2 separate regions of the Homo sapiens genome follow, and region 1 is linked to region 2. Evidence: chromatin loops called from intact Hi-C (ENCODE). Cell type or tissue: Calu3. All regions are shown on one strand. Links, peaks and the distances in the headings refer to the core of each region. The heading gives the core; the rest is flanking DNA.

Evidence for each region. A loop is a pair of places that touch in the nucleus more often than their neighbours do. Peaks named below come from ENCODE experiments on the same cell type or tissue, not always from the same donor. Only the 100,000 strongest peaks of a DNase experiment are listed, where the experiment ranks them.
Region 1: a loop joins it to region 2, with 2.7 times the contacts of the local background. A loop is called at or near these places in 3 of 110 quality-filtered maps.

Annotation. Positions count from the first base shown.
Region 1 is chr12:93,145,215-93,148,138 of GRCh38, forward strand. All of the region lies in intron 3 of LOC643339 (a long non-coding RNA gene), which reads right to left. Among named protein-coding and RNA genes, the nearest start is that of LINC02412, 28 kb to the right of the region's middle. In Calu3, for the core only: no CTCF peak of the experiment used is centred there; a DNase peak (open chromatin) is centred at 1,297.
Region 2 is chr12:93,313,278-93,316,201 of GRCh38, forward strand. All of the region lies in intron 2 of LOC643339 (a long non-coding RNA gene), which reads right to left. Among named protein-coding and RNA genes, the nearest start is that of NUDT4, 63 kb to the right of the region's middle. RefSeq lists an enhancer at 1,332-1,476 and a cis regulatory region at 1,397-1,410. In Calu3, for the core only: no CTCF peak of the experiment used is centred there; DNase peaks (open chromatin) are centred at 1,524 and 2,054.

The DNA.
Region 1 (2,924 bases), core at 308-2,807, 170 kb before region 2:
TATTCTTTTAACACTATCAAAAATGATCTGACCAAATAGAAGATCACATTTCACGAGGTAAAATAGCCAAATGAGATGTTTCCTCACGTTTTATGATTGGTTTGGCTTATTCACTGCGTATGAAATAGCTGACCTTCATTCCAGGAGAATGAGCAGCAACCAAATTTAATGCTGTTTGCTCAGGGGTTCAAATCTGGTTTAGCTGGTTTAATTGCCTCTGAGGCAAAGTTTCTAAATGTGCTACTGTTACACAGAGACCCAATGCTTGGCACATAACTAAGGAGGAACATTTAAGTCAATGGACACTATATCAGCTTTGTGGGTTAATCATGTTATTTCAGTGTGTTCATCTCTTTGGGAATAAAGTTCAAGTAGAAGTTCGATAAGTTATTAGCTTTTGCAGTTAGCATATATATATATTTTTTGAGTAAGCACATATATATATTTTTGAAGTAAGCATATTTTTGTGCTTCTTATATATGTATAATGCTTATTTTATATATATATAAAATATATATTATATATATAAATTATACATATATAAAATATTCTCTATAATAAGAAGTTCCCGGCTGGGTGCAGTGGCTCACGCCTGTAATCTCAGCACTTTGGGAGGCCGAGGCGTGTGGATCACGAGGTCAGAAGTTCAAGACCAGCCTGACCAACATGGTGAAACCCCATCTCTATTAAAAATACAAAAATTAGCCGGGTGTGGTGGTGCACGCCTGTAATCCCAACTACTCGGGAGGCTGAGGCAGGAGAATCGCTTGAACCTGGGAGGCAGAGGTTGCAGTGAGCCAAGATGGTACCACTGCACTCCAGCCTGGGTGACAGAGTGAGACTCAGTCTCAAAAAAAAAAAAAAAAAGAAGAAGAAGAAGAAATTCTCCAGGACAGACAATTATAAAATCAACTAGTACTGTCACTCCCTGGCTCACTATTCTTTAGCCATATTGGCAATGGATTCCTTGAAAAACCTAGATGTGGTTGACTGAATCATTGTTCACAATTTTTCACATCTTTCCTATATTAGATAATGTATCCACATTCATCTACATTCTTCCAAAATACCATCCGCTATGGGTAAAATATTTTCCCCATCCCACTGATTTTGGGCTGGGCCATGTGGCCTCCTTTAGCCAATGAAGTGTTCCTGAACATGTTAAGAGGCCTTAAATGTGCTTGTGTGATTCCATTTGGGCTCTTGTGCTCCTGTCATGTGCTATGTAAGAAACATGTTCCTGGAAGCTATTGGTCAACACAGAATGAGTAACACACAAGGGAGACCTGAACCCTGGAGTCCAGCCAAGCCCCACCAGTTGCAGCTGGCTCACAGACCCATGTGGAAGGAATAAATGCTTATTGTTTCAAACTAGAGTTGTGGATAGTTGGTTGTAGCACACTGCTATAGCAAAATGTCATCTCAGTGCCTCAGCACATTCCCTTCCCTCTACCAGAAATCATCTTCCACGACCACTCTTTGCCTAGTTAATTCCTACTCATGCTTCAGAATTCAGTTTAAATGTCTTGACCACAGGACAGATGTCACAAACCAGATTACCTGCCCCTTCACATCCTGGGTTTCCTATTTTGTGAGATTCATCACTTTTGCAATGTTTTGCTTCATGTCATTCAACTAGAATATAAGCTTCTTTAAGCGGTGGGACCACAGTATATTTTTCATTGGTATTATTCTTAGCACACGACACACAATGCTAATACAAAGTAGATTTAATAAATATTTGTTACCTGATTTTTAAAAAAGGCCATGTGGTTCTACTACTTAAGAGTTAGAAAAGAAACTTAATTTGTATGAGTTTTGGTTTTCAGCAACTATAACATGAACACAATAATACCTATCTCCTAAAACAGTGAGGATTAAATAAACCAACCATTAAATTTAATGAATTTGAGGAAAGACTTGTAAGTATCTGACACATGGGTGCATAAAAGGCATTTGACAACTGACAGCTTTTATTATGGTTGGAAAGATAAATATATTTGCCCTCTGTCTAAGAACTTGATTTATTTTAAAGAGATATTTTTGCAACTCAAAAAAGAAAAAAATCAGATTAGGTTGCAACTTATGATTATTTAATTTGGACATTTCAAAGTATCCTGTTTACTTCCCAGGCTCTGAGTCCCTTTTAGAAGCACTTTCAGGTAGAATTCAGCTAAGAAGAAACAGGTTGGCGATTGATACTTGGTTTATTTCAAACATTTGTCATTAAATGACTCTATCCTTTTAAAAAAGAATGAAATTCATTTTTGCTATTTATGTTTATTTCTATTTGTATTCCTTCCCACCATTTTTGCTATTTAAAATTTTTTCCCTGCTTAATTAATTTTTTAGAGTTGGCACTTACTTATTTTCAAAATGTTTTTCTTCATTCCTACAAATAGCTTTTGGAATAGGATTTTATACAACCTAAATCAGTTTTTTTCTTTTGCCAAAAACAATATGTATCCACTACAAAAAAATTAGAAAATACAGGTAAGTGTAAGGAAGGAAGATTTAAATGTTTGTAATCCTGCCACCCAGAGATATCCACTGAACATTCCTCCAGATAGTTTGATTCAAATGCATATATTTAATAATGGTGGAATTATGTTGTACATTTGCCCTTTTGAAGTTAATATTTCATTTAATTACCACAATTATCTTTCTATGCCAATAAATATTCATCTACATCTTTTATTAGTAGCCTTCCATCATAACATCATTTACCTGAGCAATTCCCTATTGTTGGAAATTTAGTACATTTTACTTTTTTCTTTTACTGTTATCAGCAGTATCTTCATGAATAAGTGAAGAGATAAAAATGAGTTACTCAAACCTTTAGAAAACACCACTTAATGGGGTCTTGCAGTTCAGAGCAGAACAGATCATTATCCCAACTGTAATCCAACCCTTTCCTTGCATTT
Region 2 (2,924 bases), core at 258-2,757:
CAGAGATTTCAGAAGGGGCTGCAAACCCCTTTGAGCAGGCTCCCATCAGGCTACCTTTCCTGGGTGGTCAGCAGCTGCTTTGCTCCTCTGTGAACTTTTTCCTTAATAGCAAAGTGGCCTCAAGAAGACCTCTGGCCTCAAGAAGCTCCCCACTCTTGTACTGGCAATTGGCAATACAGTGTACAAATGTACACTGCTTCAACTGGTCCTAGAAAACCTGGGAACCGATGCATCCCCACAAGGAAATATTAGAGTTGGGGACCAGGTGAAATCACAGTCATACCTTCAGGACCTTCCATATATACTTGCCTTATTCAGCACGTACTCAGTACTAAGAACTTAAGTTATTTACACATATTAGCTCACTTTAGCCTAGAAGAAGCCTACAAGAAGATATTAATGTTCATCATTAAGAACAATGTATATAAAAATGTAAACTGCAAAATGTGTTAAAAATCTTAAGCTTTAATAAACTGGAGTTAAAAGAGAAATTGAATTAAACCACACTATCCTTACTCAAGTTCAAAACCATATATATTTTCAAAAATTATTTTCTGTAGAGATGTGGCCTCACTATGTTGTCCAGGCTAGTTTGGAACTCCTGGGCTCAAGCAATTTTCCCATCCCAGCCTCCCAAAGTGCTGGGATTACAGGCACAAGCCACCTCAGCCAGTCCAAAAATATTTTTCTTAAATCATACTCTCACAAAAACGTTTTGTCTCACTCCACTTCCAAAGTGACTCATGGAAGCCGTGAAAACCAGAACCAATAATAGTAATGGGATTAAAAATAAATAGAATTTATTAAATATCTACTGTGTCCCAAAGTGGCATGTGTTTCTTTTCTTCTTTTTTTTTTTTTTTTTTTTTTTTTTGTAGAAATGGGGTCTCACTATCTTTGCCCAGGCTGGTCTGGAACTCTTAGTCTCAAGCAAGCCTCCCGCCTCAGTCTCCCAATGCACTGGGATTACAGGCATGTGCTGCCCAACGGTGTTTCCTGGACTCAAACTTGCTTTGATGTCTCAGGTCTGCATCTACAAACTACTGGATGTTGAGAAAGTCCTGTAACTTTCCCATGCCTCAGTTTCCTCATCTGTAAGTGGGATGACAAAGATACCTATCTTGTAGGCTTGTTGTGAGGATGAATTGAGTTAGCTTATGTAAAACGCTCAGAAAAACACATAGCATGTTGTAAGAAGACAGAAGTGCCTGCGGCTATCATCAAAATCTCACAACCTTGGTAATACACATTTTTACATCTGAGGAAAACATCTGAGGCTTAGACCTAAACTTGCCGCAGGTAACTCATTAGAATGTGGCTGGGGCGGGGGACAGTGGTGAAGGTTCCAACCCAGGTGTGGCAGATTCCAGAGCCTGCGGTCTGAACCAGCCCCTGGTGACCTTTACCCCGAGAGCGGAAGAAAGGCAAACAGGCGGAAGCCCACAGCCGAGGCCATCGCGCTGCGCATGATCCGTGGCAACCGTCCTTCCTTGACCTTTGCCCACTGGAAAAGCCAATCCCAAGTCAGCCTGGGGTAAAGGGGCGGGGCCTTGTGGTTGGCATAGCAACAGACATGGGTCAAACTCACCTGGGGGTTAGGGCGGGGTTGTTTGTCACTAAGGAATCATTGCTGAATGACACTACAGTGGAGAACCAGAGCCCCGGGCTTTTCTAAACAAACAGCCCTGGTCACTGCTGAATTCAAAGTGTACTGCCGGGGCCGGGCGCGGTGGCTCACGCCTGTAATCCCAACACTTTGGGAGGCTGAGGCAGGCGGATCACGAGGTCAGGAGATAGAGACCATCCTGGCCAACATGGTGAAACCGAAACCCCGTCTCTACTAAAAATACAAAAATTAGCTGGGCATGATGGCGGGCGCCTGTAATCCCAGCTACTCAGGAGGCTGAGGCAGGAGAATCACTTGAACCCAGGAAGCGGAGGTTACAGTGAGCCGAGATGGTGCCACTGCACTGCAGCCTGTCAACAGAGCAAGACTTGTCTGGAAAAAAAAAAAAATGCGCACCGCCGGGCCCGCCTCCCTCAGCACCCAATGCTGGTCGGAGCCCTCGGGCAAACAAACTACCTCCTGCATCCGGGAACTTACCCTCCAGGCGGAAGGAAAGAATGCGGGGACAGAGACCTGTCCTGGGAGAAGCTCCTTAGGAGATGAAGGAGCACCGAAAGATGCCTGACGTTTTTACGACTCCTCTTTCATGTTTGTGTCCCATCTCTTCTCAGAAGAATTAGCCATGTTTTGTGAATTCCAGGTGCCATCTTCAAAAACACCCTTGGATTCTAGCCAATCACCAAAATGGCAGAGACGGCCACCTGAGACCAATTAGAATATCCACACCAGTGGAAGAGAGCTCCAGTGGTAAATTTCCTAGATGTACAACTATTGATTTCATGATGTATTGTTCCATAAGGTGACTTTAAAACAGGACAAAAGTCATGATTCGTATCTTTGTTTCATCTTGTCGTTAATATTATATCTGGTAATTTTCTTGAAAACATAAGGACTTATTTTACAAATTTGTATGCTTTCATAAGTACTTCATTGTAACTTTAATAGTAAATAAACTTTGGCTTTATTAAGGTGTAGGAGAGAAAACCCTACGAACAGAAATAAAACAATTGTGATGAATCATTCATTAATCCCTGGGAGAAGCAGAGTGGGCGTACTGTGGGCTTAGGCTCACTAAGAAGGACCTGGATTCACATCCTAGCTTTGTCCATTGTATGTGGCCTTGGGCAGGTCTCATAAGCCACACTCCTTTGCAAAATGAAGATAACAATATCTACTTCTGAGAGCTGTTTTCAGAGGATGAAAGTGCATAATAAGTGCCTTATCTTACACATGGCCCAGTCTTGGCTCAAAAATGTTACTTTTCTTTCTTGAATATCCCCACTTCCTCTTGAACAGC